Linked DNA regions of Homo sapiens: region 2 is linked to region 1. A link is a loop called in an ENCODE intact Hi-C map of the cell type or tissue named here. Cell type or tissue: HCT116. All regions are shown on one strand. Links, peaks and the distances in the headings refer to the core of each region. The heading gives the core; the rest is flanking DNA. Region 1 holds the start of MIR4709 (microRNA 4709). Region 2 overlaps LOC105370564 (a long non-coding RNA gene).

Region 1 (8,336 bases), core at 39-8,038:
AAAGAGAGGGTTAGAATCTGGCTTAATGAAGGCAAACCAGAGTGTGGCATCAGAGAGGCCATCAGTCTTGAAAGGCACCTGGAATTAAATTTGGAAGACAAATGCATGGCAAATGCCTATGATTCTAGGCCACTGAGCAGTTTCCATGGCTGCAACCTTCCTTTTTTATCTAGGATGATAATAATAATACTAACGACCTTTCTCAGCTACTTATTATGCGTCAGGTACTGCACTGAGCACTTTGCATCCCCCATCTCATGTCATCATTAGAACCACCTGAGGTGGGTATATTCTTATCATCCTGTTTTACAGCTGAGGAAATTAAGGCCCTAAGAGGTTAAGGAACTCATCAAAAGTCAAGCAGCTGGAAAAAGTTGGAGGTGAGATATAAACCCAGCTTGTATTTAACATTTTAAATGTTACAGAAATCTGTAAACAACTACTGCTTCCAAAAGTGAAAACCTCCCCACAGATTCTGGGGAAGTGCTCAACTGTCCTGTGGAGCAGTCCAAGTTCTAGTGGCATCTCTCTCTCTCTCTTTCTCTGGTGCCAGGCTCTTAGACTCTGAAGCTCCTGGGAGGGTCTGAGACTAACAATTCCAGGCAGGAAAAAGGCAAGATTAGGAGAAAAAAAAATCAGCATCACAAATCTCAGAATTCTGCAGAACCAAGTGAAAGTCTCCTGGGCCCAACATATCTGAAATGGTCTCTAAAGCAAATGTCTTGGCCTTAGTCTCCATCCTAAGCCTCTCTGGAGTTCAGAGATTTTCCCCGCCCTCACAATATGAGTAACTAGAAAACGATTCATCTGTGTCCATTTGCCAGTGGTTCTTCAACTTCCTTTCAGCGTCTCAATGCATCATAAGCTGTTAGTCCTGACAGAGGCTTTAGTGATTAGTCCAATCCCTTCAATTTGTACATTACACATTAACAGTGGTTAATGGAAGAGCTTCTGGGATGTTTTCTCTTTGTTTTAGTAAAAAAATCATCTTACCACTAAACACTAATGTGAGAGTTACTTTGATTGCAAAACAGAAAAGAATCTTACAAGCATTGTGTGTGTACACTGAGAATCTCCATCAAACCTCATCTTTCCTATGTTGATCCATTTGCAGTATCCCCCTTTGTGGCAGAGGCATATGGATGGTTGAGGGTGTAGTGGGCAGAGCAATGCATTTCTCCAGCGCTGAGAACAGTCTGCTGCTGCTGGCCTGCTCTCTGCTTTTTGATCTGGCACACCCAGCAGCTCTGCCATGTTCAAGGCCAGCAGCCATCCATTTGTCTGCCAGGCTCCTTCTTGGCCTTACCCACTGGCAGTCAGAGCTAAGCTGATCTTTCTGCCTGCTGGCTGCTTATCTGGGACATATGATTTGTGGAGGACGGCCTGCTAGAAGGGAGCCGTCCTTCTCCAAGCCCCTGCAGGTGAGGGGAGCCACACTGACATGCCACGTCTGCTCCAGAATCTCAGGCTCTTAGTCTCCATTTGCAACTGCAAACACCTGTGCTCTGTGGCTAGCATTGGGCAGTGAGCAGAGAACAGGCATGGGAACATCTGCAGAAAGTAGAAGAGGTCACTGTTCTTCTGCCCCAGTCGAGAGGAGCTGGCCGGATCCACTCACCCACATTGCCCACCCTCTTCCAGGACCCTTGAGCCACCTATGCAGGCCATCTCCTGGTCTCCACCCTCCCCTCCACCCCTTTTTAGGAACCAAACCCCTGGTTTGGAGAGCCTGGTAGGTTCCCATAGCAATGGGCCTTTTAGCTGTTTCCATGGCAACCAACACCCAGACCATTTAGTTGCTAGTCAACTGACAGCTGTAAGTGAATCGGATTCAGTTTAGAATCTAGGGATAGGCTGAGGAATTCTCTTCAGAGAAAAAGACACAACCACCCAAAATGACTCAAATCCTTCAAAGACTTTCAGGCAACATCTGTGGAGATCCAGAGCCACTTTCTACTTTGGGTCACTCAACCCTGTCTCCCCCCAGCCCCATTCCCAACACACACACACACACACACACACACACACACACACACACACACACACACAACCCTGTCTCCCCCCAGCCCCATTCCCAACACACACACACACACACACACACACACACCCTCGCCTGAGTGTTCCAGGCCTTTAAATAAGGCATACCCCAACCTCTATTTCCTGTTCTGTCTCTTCCTTGGGAAAAACACTTGTTTAACGTGACTTTCACCTTGGCGACTTTCTTACACGACTCCTTTTTCTGTGCTAATGCTTTTCTTATATACTGTAACCCTGTCCTTGTACCAACCCATTTAACCATTGCTTTTTGGATTATCTGAAGTGAATGGCTGATCCCAGATCATTTTCTCTTAGTTGACCTCACCTATTTCAAGCCACTCTTCCTATGTCTGGAGGGTGTTCTCAGAGAACAAGCTGTTTTTATCAACCTTTCCAAAGCATAATCAAGATCACCCTGTTTCTTTTCTGAAAGACTTTGTGTTAAAAAAAAAAAAGATCACTCTGTTCCTTTTAAAAAAAGTCAACTAAGATTTAAAAACCAAATATGCAGGATTTAAAATTACTCCATGCTTGTTGCTTTTTATTAGTATGAAGATTTGACTGAATACTAGTCTTCATATTTAACCTTTTCCCAAACTGGAGATATGAGGTGTTGGGTTCCCTTTATTCTATAAGCAGGGGTGCCCCTCATTATTATTTCAACAATTAGAATCTGGGATTTATCTGTCCTGGAATTCATGTAAGAGCTGAGCCTCCAAAACCTGCTCCGTGGACTAGAAAAGCATGAGACGGTCATTGGAAAGAGGATGACCTTTTTGATATACCTAAGATTCAGTGCTTCTCAATGTTTTAATGACTCACGGGGGCGTCTGTGAACTGTCTGTAGAAGACGACCTTTCAAACTAATCCCCCCACGGGAGCCCTACCTAGCTCACGGCTGCAGGCTTCATGTAGCCCCGCGATGGCTGGCAAACAGTCACAAGCTGTTGTGTTCCCCTTTTGCTCTGATGGAAGGGTATAAACTAGCCGAAATACTTTTTAATTTCGATTTCTGAAATATCTACTTATACTCTTTGTCTTTAGTGCTTCCCCACCCTTTTCATTATCACTCCTTACAGGAGCTTTTATGGACCTTTTAATCCTAATCGACCACCCCACCAAATTTTAATACCGCAGATATAATATGTATCTGTTTATGTATTATCTGTCTGTTCCTGCTTTACACATAAAAAGATTAAGAATTTTTTTGTCCCTAAGAACAAATTTTCACAAAGAATGCAAGTTATAAACAATGAAAGATATACAGTATTAAAACATTGTTTCAAATTTGAAGAATAAGTGGAGGAAAGAAAAATATATTTTAGAACTTAGATATGTAAATTATTTCCAAAATAGTTTAACACTCAAACTAGTCAGCTGTATCAAAATCAATTCTCCCTGAAGTAGGCACTGTTCCTAGCTAGAGGCAAGTACTCATTTTGCATGGTATTGTGAGTCCTGTCTTCTTTTAACACAAGGGCAGAGGAGTATGCAGGGTGGGTAGCTGTTAACTTCAAAGGAGCTAAATGGCATGAGAAATCTTCTGGGAATAGGGAGACAGTGGACACATGAGAATTGAGCTTTTCCAGGCCTTTCAGAAAGTTCTTGTGCACAGAGGATAGCCTCATCCTTCTGAGGAGACATCATCAAATCTCAGATTGAACCTTCTAATTTTCCTGCTATTTGTAGACAAAGAAGAATGTCTGTCTCCCAGAGTGACAGCTAACATTTAGAGAGTATATACTATAGCCAGGGTCATTCTAAGTGTTTTACATGCCTCATCTCATTTAGTCTTCACAGCCCTATTATTATTAGTCCTATTTAACAGATAAGGAGACTGACACACAGAGAGATGAAGTGATTTCAAGATCACACTGGTAGTCCTGTTAATTGTTGGTGCCAGGATTCAACCATAGGCAGTCCGAAGCCAGAGACCCGCACAACAGTTAACAGCCTCAGGAATTCACACAATTCTGATACATCTAGAGTCTGGTATGGGAGACAAGGTGGACTGTCACTCTAGACTCAATGTGGCAGGATACACAAAAGATCTTAGGTAAAAAGTACACTGGTTGACTGGCTCCTAGCATTAACTAGGAAAGCTTGGCTGTTGATAACTGTATTCCTGATCCATCACTGTCCCCTGGTGGTTTTCCTGGGAAACTCACAGACCAAAGAAATCCAAGGGTCTAGTGAAATTAGTGGGATGAAAAGAACTGGATCAAATCAATCACTTGCTCACAAGCACTTTGTATGAATGTTCCTTCCTTTTGCCCTAACAATGGATGACCTAAGGTCCATGTTATTCAACTCAATTGTGAATGGGGTTGTAATCCCTGTACCACCTAAGAGCTGACTGCTAGTATACTGACTCAAAATAGGTGGCAAAATATATGCCCATGATTATACTTGTACTTTAAGATAGGAAACTCCAAGATTTAATTAATTTAGCCATTACTTGCTACAACTTCACATTTCATTTTTAAGCTTCTAGGCTTTCTTCACAGCAGTGTTCCCAAAAGATCACCATGCCTCATCCTAACCTGTAATCCCTAACCCCTACCTGCCCTCCCCACCAAATTCAGTTCCTTCAACCTTTCAGGCGTTATTATTCAACTAGGTGATTTTTACTTTCACTGCTTCTTTCGAGCATGCTTGGTGGTATAAGATTGTGTCAAATAAAGCAAAACAAGGCCATTTTATATAAAATAGATATGGTCTTACTGGACAAAAAGGAGGAAAAAGAGTTTCTGAAAAAGTCATGTCTTCAGTGCACTCTGGGACCACGGAACTGGGGGCCTGCCTTCCATGGTTCTAGCAGAATGTACCCTGAAAGGAGCAGGAGAAGACCACAGCCCACATGCAGAAGACAAGACAAACGAGTTTTTATTTATTCAAGAGTAAATTTCCAGGTGTAGAAAGAGGCCACAAGTTAATGTTGTTAAAAAAAAAATTAAACATCTGCTAACCAAGTGCTGCATTTAATGAAACCACCTAAGACAGAAAAAGAGACATGAGACAACCACTGAGAACCAGCCACCCGGAGCTCAGTTTCTGCTACAGAGCACCTCCTCTTCAACGAATCACTGGATACCATTGGAGAGCAAGTCACTGTTGTTGAAGCAGCAGAGCTGGAGGTGCTGTCAAGAGTCTCAGCAGACTCATTGGCCAGATGCACCGAACTCAATGAGGCACTTAGAGATGAGAAACCTGTGGATGTAATGTCCCAGCTCAGTGGAAGTGGTTTGGAACCTTTCCTCCACTGTCAGGGCAATAACCCTAGGGCAAGTTATCAGACATTCCTAAGCAACCTCCTTCAGGTCCTGTCTGGCTGGACCTTCCTTACTCCGACAGAAAAAAACCAATGAAGACAGTTAAATCAATCTCTACAGTCTCACTCTCTCTTCTTTCCTTCAACCTTTTTTTTTTTTAACAAAGGATATTACAAAGGCAACAGTTCTGAGCTCTCAGGAAATAGGGTCTCAGATGCTTTTAGAGGTTGAGAGGCATAAAACAGCAGTCTTGAAATTCCTTTTATCTTATGGCACTGATTTAGTTTCAGTCTGATTTCTCCTCCACTTTCTTCCCTCCACCCATGCCCTCTCACCCCCAGATAGACTTACGATCTGTACTGGGATTTCCCAGCAGAAGAGACTTTGGTTTTTGTCATCCTGAAGTTGCCACTCCACCACCAGTTTTATCTGGAGAAAGAGAAAAATAATTGAGAAAAATGAAAATAGGACCTGACTTCTATCCATAATTGGTTTAACTATGAATCCTAGATGTACAGTAGCAAACTTCCTAACTCCTCATACTTTTTTTCTTAAATCATGAGGGCTGCTTAGCATGTGGGCACAGCTTACAGCCTTAAGAGAGTGAACAAAGTTATACTTGTGATTTGATGCTAGCAGCACCACATACTAACTTGGTTAATTTATCAAATGTAATTTCTAAAGCATTCTCTTCTCTCTTAGATCAATGGCATATAAATGAAGTGATACGGTTTGGTTATTTGTCCCTTTGAAATTTCATGTTGACATGTGACCTCCAATGTTGGAGGTGGGCCTGGTGGGAAGTATTGGATCATGGAGGAAGATCCCTCATGAACGGCTTAGCACCGTCCCCTTGGTGATGAGTGAGTTCTCACTGACTTCACATGAGATCTGGCTGTTTAAAAGAGTCTGGGGCCTCCCCCTTCTCTTTCTTGCTTTAGTGCTGGCCATGTGACACGCTGGCTCCCCTTTGCCTTCTGTCCTAACAGTAAGCTTCCTGAAGCCTCACCAGAAGCAGGTGGTGGCACTATGCTTCAGGTACAGCTTGCTGAACCGTGAGCTGATCAAACCTCTTTTCAAGTTACCCAGTCTTAGGTATTCCTTTACAACAAGGCAAATGGACTAACACATGAAGGCTTACATGAATAATTTCACATTTAAGCAATTTCTCATGTATTTGGCAATCTGATCCAGCTTTTTCCCAATGTAACCATGAAGAGCAGAGAGTAAAAAAAATTTAGATTCTTAGGTATAAGGAAACGTTCTTGTTAGCTAGAAATGGAAATGTCAAAGCACAAAAGATGGCCTAGAGAAGTCTGTAGCTGTATGAATAATTTCAAGGATGACAACCTTTTGTAGCAATATACTTTCAGTTAACGCCCTTAAACTGCTTTCTAATAATGTACTTCATCAGAAATCCCTGCCTTGACTTGTTACACTCATATCACGTGAGTGGTCCCTTCCAATTCTTGATAACTCACTGACACTCTGCAGGTCCTTTCTTATGTGGACATTAGCTTACTTGTCACTAGTTACTACCTCTCTTTTGTACTCTAATGTTTCTTCACAATGGAACATGTGAGTGGCACTGATATTCAGGTTCTTGAAACTTGCCTTGTGAGTTTTTCCAGACTAGTATACATTAACTACTGCTTCATTTAGTGCTTAAGCAGTTTGAGCTATTTTTCAAATTAAATGTAACTCATTTAACAGACAATAACTACCATACATTAAGTACCTACTACGTATCAGGCTCTGACTAGTCACTGCATACGTAACTGAGGTTCAGACATGCCCATGGTTATGTGGATATTCATCTACTAATCTGTCCCTGACCTCTAAGGTCTCCAACAGCCCTTAAGCACAGACATCCTATATTTGAGTCTCTTTAGAATGTTCTTTAATTACTTACCTTTCCTAGAAAATAAATGGCCAGATATTGCTCCTGAGTTCTACTTGATTTCAAGAAATGCGGCTCTTTTTCTTCATGGAAAAAGGCCATCCCTCTATTTCCTCCATTCTTATCAAGATACATATCTTTAATACAGGTCCACTGCAGCAGGATCTACCTTATGAGTGCTTGGTAGAAAAAGAGGTAGGTGCAGCAGGGATGGGTCAGAGGTGAAGGTGGGGATTGGAGGGCAGAAAGAAGGCTGGAAAAAGCTACCTCTCTGCCATGGAGCTAACAAACTACTGCTCTCTTGTTTTGTTAAGAGATTAATGGAGAAACCAGGATTTTCTGATGACAATGTTAAGACAACTTGGATCTTTAATTATTTGGTACCTGGCTAAAATCTTTTAACATTGCACAGGCTTTGGAGTTATAAGACCCAGCTCAAAACCTGGGCTCCACTGCTTCTTAGTGGAGTGGACTCTGTTCATATTGCATAACTTCAGAGGCTCAAATTTCTTCAGCTGTAAAATAGAGATAATATCACCTCTACATAGGATGGTCATGAGATCCAAGTGAAATATTGTATATAAAAATGGCATCAGCCGTTGCTGTGCAGAGCCGAAGCAGGAGCCGCAGCTGGGAGGAGGGAGGAGGGAGGAGGGAGGAGGGAGGAGGAGGTGGAGGAGGTGCCAGACTGGGGGAATCATCAGTATTTAAACAGACCACATCACGGGTGAGCTAGTGGTCCTTGGTTCAGGAGGTGTTGGGCAGTCTGCTCTGATGGTTCAGTTTGTTCAGGGAATTTTTGTTGAAAAATATGACCCAACGATAGAAGATTCCTACAGAAAGCAAGTTGAAGTCAACTGCCAACAGTGTATGCTTAAAATCCTAGATACTGCAGGCACAGGGCAATTTACAGCAATGAGGGATTTGTATATGAAGAATGGCCAAGGTTTTGCACTAGTATATTCAGTCCACGTTTGACTTACAGGACCTGAGGGAACAGATTTTACTGGTTAAGGACACAGAAGATGTTCCAATGATTTTGGTTGGCAATAAATGTGACCTGGAAGATGAGTGAGTAGTTGGCAAAGAACAGGGCCAGAATTTAGCATGACAGTGATGGAACTGTG
Region 2 (8,336 bases), core at 252-8,251, 270 kb before region 1:
GACAGGATCACTCTGTCCATTTCTCTTCTAATTAGCACAATTCCAGCATGGCCTGAGCCAGCAAATAGAGAAAAGCGATCAAAAGCGATCGGACAACCGTACCGAATCACAAACACAAAGAGGGCCATTCCCTGTAATTAGGTGAGACAATTCCTCAGTCTTTTCTCGGCTGGAGTTTGCCGCTAAGACTCTTGCTGTTTGGGTCCCAGCAACACAAGTTACATGTCTCCCTGGGACACTAATAAGCCCCAAATTGTCTTCCGCTTCACACAACTCTACCCAGAGGACAGACATGGGGTGGTGGGGCAGGTGGCGGGGAGGGGGTGGGGCAGTGCAGTGAGGGGACGGGTCTCCCAACAAGCAGCTGCTGCAATGTTTCCCCAACTTCAAGAAGCAGACACTGGGGCTGTGGGCAGAGAGGTAAGAGTCAGTTGGCTTGAGAGAACTGCTCTTGGCACAGCCTGGCCCCTGTCACTTGAGCTGGAGTCTGAAGCACTGAGAATTTCTGACCCTCAGGGGAAGCCCCCTCTCAGCTATTTGCCCTACTCTGTTCATTCGCTGCCTCCTGTCTATGGCCCCCTCACTCCTCCCACCTCTGCAGACTGGTAGCATCACTCCAGGAACTACATTGAGCCCTTCACAAACTGTAAGCCCTACACAACTATAGTTACCATTGCAAAGAAAGCTAACACACAGCACGTGAGTGAATTCTGCCCTAGAAGACTGCATGACCTGGAAGGGGCACCCACTGCCCCCCTCACTCTGGCCTTCATTTCTAGCACCCATCACCTTTATGTCCCTGATTGTGTCCCCAACCCCTGCCTACTATCTCCTCTCTCCTGAAAGATCCCTGTTTTTTTAAAACAGAAAAGTGGCCCATCTGCCAGGGCAAGAAGCTGTAACTGGCCGCGCTCCATGTGGCTCAGAGGTTGGTCACTTAATGAACAAAAACAGCTCCCCCAGGATTGCAGCCCATTACGGGGATTACTTGGGGCGATACAGCCGTAAACTTGGTCATAGCCAGGGACAAAGGAATGCAGGGGAGAGTGGCAGTTGGAATCTCAATTAAACCCAAGTTCGGAGCAGAATTGGGCTCACATATTTTCATCTCTCTCTTGCCCTCTGCTTTCTGTCTCGATCTCTATACCTGATGTTTCTGAAAGTGACCTCCAATACCAAAGGAGATTCAGTTATGTAGAATCTGAGGAGCCAAAAAACTCAAGTAATCAGAGTTGCATTGTTTTTCTACCTTCAGTTTTCTGAGGCACAGAGAGGATAATGATAAGATTTGACTTTTAAAAATAACTTTTGGGACATGCCAAAGAATTGATCCAAATTTGTTCAATTTCCTACAGTTTCTTTGGTTATAAACAGAACTACCTGGCACATAATAGGTGCTAAAATAAGCATTTGTTGAAAGAATGAACTGTGCCTTGACATTCGGTGTTCATAGCCTCATTGCTGGTCTAAGATATAGTAAGTGCTTGGATTTTGAGAGAGAGGCAGGGGTGATCTTGTGTAAGTTACTTCTCTCTAAGCCTTGGTTTCCTTAGGACTTTTTCCACTTTAAAGAGTCATATCAGCATCATGGATAAGGGCACAGGCTCTGAAGTCAGGCTGCCTGGGTGCAAATAGCACCTAACTACTAGGGTAGCTGTAGAGATTAAACGAGTATTGCAAAGTGTTGAGAATGGTGCATGGCATATCTTACCCATTACGTATATAATTGCTTGATGGATAGATCTATAAAACAGATTCCATGTAGTATTTAATTTTTTATTATACTCACATTTGTTAAAAATTGACAATCCCTAGGCCGGACATGGTGGCTCACACCTGTAATCCCAGCACTTTGGGAGGCTGAGGCGGGTGGATCACTTGAAGTCAGGAGTTCAAGACCAGCCTGGCCAACATGGCAAAACCCCGTCTCTACTATAAAAAAAAAATGAAAAAATACAAAAAAATTTAGCTGTGCAGGGTGGCAGGTGCCTGTACTCCCAGCTACTCAGGAGGCTGAGGGAAGGGAATTGCTTGAACCTGGGAGGCAGAAGTTGCAGTGATCTGAGATTGCACCACTGCACTCCACACTGGGTGACAGAGTGAGACTGTCTCACACAAAAACAAACGACAAACAAAAAAAACATTGGCAATCCCTATAGGGAAAATATAGTAACTTCTGGTTACCTTGACTAGTCAGTTAAGCAGAATACCATTTCTGTAACCCTTCAGAAGAGCTGACAGTTTACTATTTCTCCTACCCCCATCCTTCCACCCACTGAGGCCCTGTGCCAGCATGGACACTCAGTAGAAACCATTGTTGACTCTACAGACAGTGGCATTAAGCAAGGGAGGGAAAGGTATACTTTGTGACATTGGCAAGTTTCTGAACTGATACTGAACTTGGCATACATAAGCCTCAAATCACTGTACTTTGCTAATCTTTGTAGTCCTAGTATTTTCTGAGCATCCATGCTTTTCCAATCACTGCACAGGAACACACTTCCCTGTTTGATTCAGTCATAACCTCCTACCCCTAACCCACCAGTCCTCCACATTCCTCCAGATAGTTTTCTTTTTCCTTTCCCTTCCCTTCCCTTCCCTCCTTCCCCCACTCCTCCCCCTCCCCCCTCCCTGCCTCCCTCCCTCCCTCCCTTCCTTCCTTCCTTTTTTTGGTGAGACAGGGTCTCCCTCTGTCACCAAGGCTAGAGTGCAGTGGCACGATCTCAGCTCGCTGCAACCTCTGCCTTCTGGGCTCAAGCAGTCCTCCTGCCTCAGCCTCCAAAGTAGTTGGGACCACAAGCACGTGCCACCACATCTGGCTAATTTTTGTATTTTTTGCAGAGATGGGGTTTCGCCATGTTGCCCAGGCTGGTCTCGAACTCCTGGGCTCAAGTGATCCGCCCACCTCCGCCTCCCAAAGTATTGGGATGAGCCACTGTGCCTGGGCCAGATAGTTTTCTATGGTGTGAGATTTGTCAGGTTCTCGCAAACCTGTCAGGTCCCTTTCCAGGACTAAGCAGGGTCCACTCAGGCTTCTGCTCCCGCAGCAGCCTCCTCTGGGCTTTGCCTTCTCTGGGAGCCCATGGAGAGACCCTCGCCTGACTGCAGCCTGAGGCCTCAGGGTCAAGCGAGGCTGAAGGTCACATCCCAGGGCCTTTCTGGACGCAGCCAAGCCCCAGGAGCCAAGCTGGCCTGAGCCAGTGACTTCACACAAAGGAGCAGCTGAGAAGAGTCAAGTTGGGAAAGTCAGTGACTTGAGGCTGAGTAGAAATGAGAAGTGCTGGCTGTGGCAGGACCCATGAAGGATATGTGAGGATTGGAACCAGAAATGATCTCTGAGGAATGGTGGTCGGGGGGCTCATGGGGAAGCAAGGTCCTGCGAGCTGCTTCACCTTGGCCTCCTACTTCCCGCCATCCACCTCTGCTGCTGCTGCCTCTGCCTTCAAGTGGCCCAAAGGCTGTTCAGATGTGCAGCTGTTGAGTAAATCATGGTACATTCCCGTAGCGAACTGCCATGCAGCCATTTGGTGTGTTTGCAAAGAGGTTATGATATCATGGAAGAAATGGTTTTGTCATAAGGATAAGTGAAATGGCCAGATATAACAATTACAGTGGGGTGGTGAATGGAAGGCAATAGGCGAAGGTGGTAATAGTGCTTGCTGCCTGGTTGGAGGAATATGGGGTATTGTTGTTTTCTTCTACATTTTCCAAACTCTCTACGGAAACAGGTATTGATTTTATAATACAGGGAGAAAAAAGCCTCTGGGGCCGGATATACAGATTTTAAAAGCCCTGCTTCTCAGCTCAGCCTGTTATCCTGCACACATGTGCATACATACATAGTTCATCGATAACCTTTGTATATGGTAATGAAATTTGTTCTTTAGTATGCAAATGTATATCAATCTGTACACCAATAAGTGTTTACTGAGCACCTAATAAGCATCCAGCTATACCCTAGGATCTCTACCTCATTGCATGTAATGTGGAAAAAAAAAACTTGTTCCCTATTCATGACAGTCCCATCTCTCCCCACACTCCTCAGAGCCTTTGCCCAGGAGCAGAAAAAAATCATTCAGTCAGTAGGTGTTCAGTGTTGCCAAATAGCTATCTTTTTCCTCAGTCTTTCCTTACCTACCCTGAGAAAATATGTCTCACCTAACTTTGCTGTAGAGTCGTAGCGTTAAGTTTCCCCCAGCTCTTGGACATGCAGCATCTTACTTCAGATGTGTTTGCGAGAGTTTCCTTCGCTACTTTCTCCTTGCTTCCCTTCCCCTTCCCAATTGGAGAGAAGGAAGAAAAGATGAGTTGGGGGTCAGGAGTAGAAATGGGTCAGAGAAGAGTCTGTAATTATACTCATGTTTTCATCACAAACAACCAGTTGGAGGCGCTGCACAATCAGGAAAGAGAAGGAAGTGCATTTCATCTGAGTTGGAGTCTGGAAGACACAAGGGATATGTAGGAGGTGGTTCTCACTTTTATTGGGAGACAAGTGTGTATATAAAGTCAGTTTCCCTGCAGGATGAGAAGCATAGTCATGGAATTGCTAAAGAAGATATAAAACCCTCAGGACCAAATGACATGAGAAAATGGAGAAGAATTGACCTTGTCCCCAAGAAGTGACTTGACCACATCAGCCCCAGGTTCCCAGAATATACAAGCCCACACATCTGACTAGGCCTGGGCTAGAAAATGGGCGGAAATTGGGAGCACTCCCCATTTTCCTTGATAGAAATAGATGGAGCAATGAGTAAAATTCTATGCCTGCCACATCTGCTGCGTCCTCCACTAATGTATGCACTTGTCCATCCTGTTTTCCAAAGAGGGACTGCTTTCTGTCCAGCTCAGAAGAGCAAAACGAAGAAGGAACAATGTCAGCCATGTGTAGCCCTGAATCCTGCCCTACCATTGCGGTCGCTCTAGGGCTTTCAGCCAGAACTGGGGTGGCCAGATCTGATCAGTCTTCCAAAGGAGCGAAGAGCACTCCAGAACAGACAGCTGAAGCAGTTGTTACAGCAGCAGGATTGCAGGGCAGGCGACGCTTCACAACATCACCAAAGACTGATGCAAATTGGTTTGGTTCTGACCCTGTCACACCAGGAAGGATAATGACTCCAGCAGCGCCAGGCATGGGAGGGAGCACGTGGTGGGGGCTGTGAGGATTGGTGTCTCACTTCACATCTTCATTAATGATCTGAAAGACAGGGGTAAACAGCATGCTAATGAAACCTGCAGATGATTGGTGTTACAAACCCCAGAGAGGACAGAGAAATAGCACAACGAGACCCAGAGAGCTTAGAAATATGGGCAGGAGACTGTCAAATGAGACTCGTCCTAGGAAAATGAAAGTCGACACGTCAGGGAGGAATGATGAAGGTGCCTCTGGGTGGGGGCCTGCAAACCTGAAAAGCAGAGATGGGTGGCAGGGTCAGGAGGTTGAGGGATATGATAAGGTTTGGGGTGTGTTGGAGGGAGACAGAGGAGCTGACCTTGAGGACCCAGGGGACAAATACCCTTGTGCATTTCTGGTCAGGACTGACCATGGGGCCAACAGTTCATGCAGCTGGGGAACCAAGCAGGTTGTACTGGCCCATTGGCCTGTGTCAGCTCCAGGACCCCTCTGCAACCCAGGACCTCTGATTTCACAGTCACAAGCTATGCCTATTTGCACCCAAGCCATTAAGGCTAAAAGCGCCATTTTGACCCGACCTGCTATTTTCCTAAAATGAAACAAGCCAAAATACATCTTTAACATTTTGCACTAAATTATTGGGGAATAGGAAATTCAAGAGCAGAGAAAGCAAAAAATGTCCGTATTTTCAAGGGTTTCCCATTCAATAAAGATTTATCAGAGCGTAACTCATTTATATTAAATCTACAAATCTTAAGTGAACAGCTCAATGATTTTTTTCCTTGACCAAATCACTTCACTTCACCAAGTCTTGGTTTCCTCGTCTGAAATGAGCATAACAGCAGAACATATCTCACAGCTGTGTTGTAAAGATTAAATTAGACTCGGTAAAGCCCCTTGGGCACAGTAAGTACTCACATATGGGGTGATTATTATTACTGTTTATTATCCTCTAATTTTATTCCTTAAGCTTTACTCTTAGCTCCCTAAGTAAATGATTAATTTCTTGAAGTCAAGGACTGCCTTAAACTTCTTTTCAGCTCATGGGTGCTGAATAAATCCTTGTTTGATGGATTAATGTGTTAGAAAATTCTTTTCATATAAATAATTTTATTCTTACCTAACTCAGATCTACTTTAAATGAAATCACTTTCTTCAAAATAAAACAAAAACAAGTAAAATCCTTATATCACAAGAGTGTTTTGAAGACAAAATATTCTGCCTTGAGTCTATGTTAACACCATGTGCTGTCTGGTGAAATTTTAGGCCAGAGGAAATCCCAGCCTGATGATTAAGAGCTCACTTTTGGGGCCGGGCACGGTGGCTCATGCCTGTAATCCCAGCACTTTGGGAGGCTGAGGTGGGTGGATCACAAGGTCAGGAGATCGAGACCATCCTGGCTAACACAGTGAAACCCCGTCTCTACTAAAAATACAAAAAATTAGCCGGGCGTGGTGGCAGGCACCTGTAGTCCCAGCTACTCGGGAGGCTGAGGCAGGAGAATGACGTGAACCCGGGAGACGGAGCTTGTAATGAGCTGAGATCGCACCACTGCACTCCAGCCTGGGTGACAGAGCGAGACTCCATCTCAAAAACAAAAACAAAAAACAAAAAAAAAGCTCCATTTTTGAGTCCAGTCGGGTTTGAATTGGGGTGACTAGCCGTCTGATTTGCTTGGAACTCAGGGGTTTCCTGGGAGGAATAACAGTCTTGACCATGTGACCGTTGATCACTCTAGTTTTAATGTGGTTTCTGCTACTTAATAGCTTTGGGGTGTGGCCTTGGATAGGATTGTTACCCTTATTGAACTTAGTTTCCTTTTCCGTTAAAGGGGGAAAATAACTACTTCACCAGGTTGTCGAAAGGATCAAGTGTCCCAGATGCGTTGGTTCACACCAGTAATCCCGGCATGTTGGGAGGCTGAGGCAGGAGGATTACTTGAGTCCAGGAGCTAGAGACTAGCTTGGGCAACATAGTGAGACCCCATCTCTACAAAAAAAATGTTTTTAATTAAATAAAATTAGCCAGCGCAGTGGTACATCCCTGTAGTCCCTGCTGCTCAGGAGGCAGTGCCGGAAGGATGGCTTGAGCCCAGGAGTTCAAGGCTGCAGTGAGCTATGGTGGCAGCATTGCACTCCAGCCTGGGCCACAGAGTGAGACGCTGTCAAAAAAAAAGACAGGGGGTGGCAAGCATGATGCTCACACCTGTAATCCCATTACCTTGGGAAGTTGAGGCAGGAGGATCACTTGGGGCCAGGAGTTCAAGACCAGCCTGGGCAATATAGTGAAACCTCATCTCTCCAAAATTAAATTAGTCAGGCATGGTGGTGCACACCTGTAGTCCCAGCTACTTGGGAGGCAGAGGCAGGAGAACCACTTGAACCCAGGAGTTTGAGGCTGCAGAAAGTCATGATTGTGCTACTGCACTCCAGCCTGGGCAACAGAGTGAGACTGTCTCAAAAAAAAAAAAAAAAAAAAGAATTCAAAGAATATACCTTTGCCTATTCCACTTATACCCAACAAAAATGAGTTGACACCAAAAGACACGTGTGAAAACAATAGCAACTTTATTCATTCAAGTAAAAAACTGGGGAACAAAGGCCATCAGCAGGAGAATGGATAGATTGTATATTCTATGTGGAATGCCAACTGGCAATAAAGAATGAACAAACTACCATGCCGCTTCACACAGTAATATGGATGAATCTCCCAAACACGAATGAAGGGCACATACCGTATGACTCCATCTGTATGAAATTCTAGAACAGGCAGAACTAATCTATGTGATAGAAGTCTAAATAGTAGTAACCTTGGAGGTATTAACTGAAAAGGGGCCCGGGGAGCCTTCTGGGGTTTTGGAAATATTCTCTGTCTTGATCTGAGTGCTGGTTAACACAGGAGGGTATGTGTGTAAACATTCATCGAGCTGTGCAGTTAGTGGCTGCACACTTTAGGTAAGCTGTGCCTTAAAAGAAATTAAGGTTCTCTGAGCCTCTAGAGGGAAGTGTTGATGAAAGCTGATGGTTTTTATGTTTCAAACCACCCCATGGAAGCTATTTGGGGCAATAGCATAGGGGAATCTAGAGGATCCCAGACTCACCCTGGGTTCAAAGCTATGAAGTCAGAAAGAAGGACAGAAGATGGTCAACATGTCCCTTTGGCAGCTGCCACTCATGCTCCACCAGTGACTGAGCATAAGGGCTGG

The links. Peaks named below come from ENCODE experiments on the same cell type or tissue, not always from the same donor. Only the 100,000 strongest peaks of a DNase experiment are listed, where the experiment ranks them.
Region 2: it touches region 1 in a loop (3-fold over the local background); 2 of 110 quality-filtered maps call a loop at or near these places.

The regions. Positions count from the first base shown.
Region 1 is chr14:74,475,042-74,483,377 of GRCh38, forward strand. It overlaps NPC2 (NPC intracellular cholesterol transporter 2), which reads right to left. Exons shown (of 5, transcript NM_006432.5): 4 at 5,661-5,738; 5 at 4,899-5,247. The coding sequence ends at 5,233. MIR4709 (microRNA 4709) reads right to left here and starts at 5,163; the gene lies at 5,092-5,163. It also overlaps a transcript of SYNDIG1L not described here and the pseudogene RAP1AP. In HCT116, for the core only: a CTCF peak has its summit at 4,180 (motif pointing left); no DNase peak of the experiment used is centred there.
Region 2 is chr14:74,203,758-74,212,093 of GRCh38, forward strand. It overlaps LOC105370564 (a long non-coding RNA gene), which reads right to left. Exons shown (of 3, transcript XR_944025.3): 3 at 5,104-5,194. Among named protein-coding and RNA genes, the nearest start is that of VSX2, 32 kb to the right of the region's middle. In HCT116, for the core only: a CTCF peak has its summit at 4,387 (motif pointing right); a DNase peak (open chromatin) is centred at 4,414.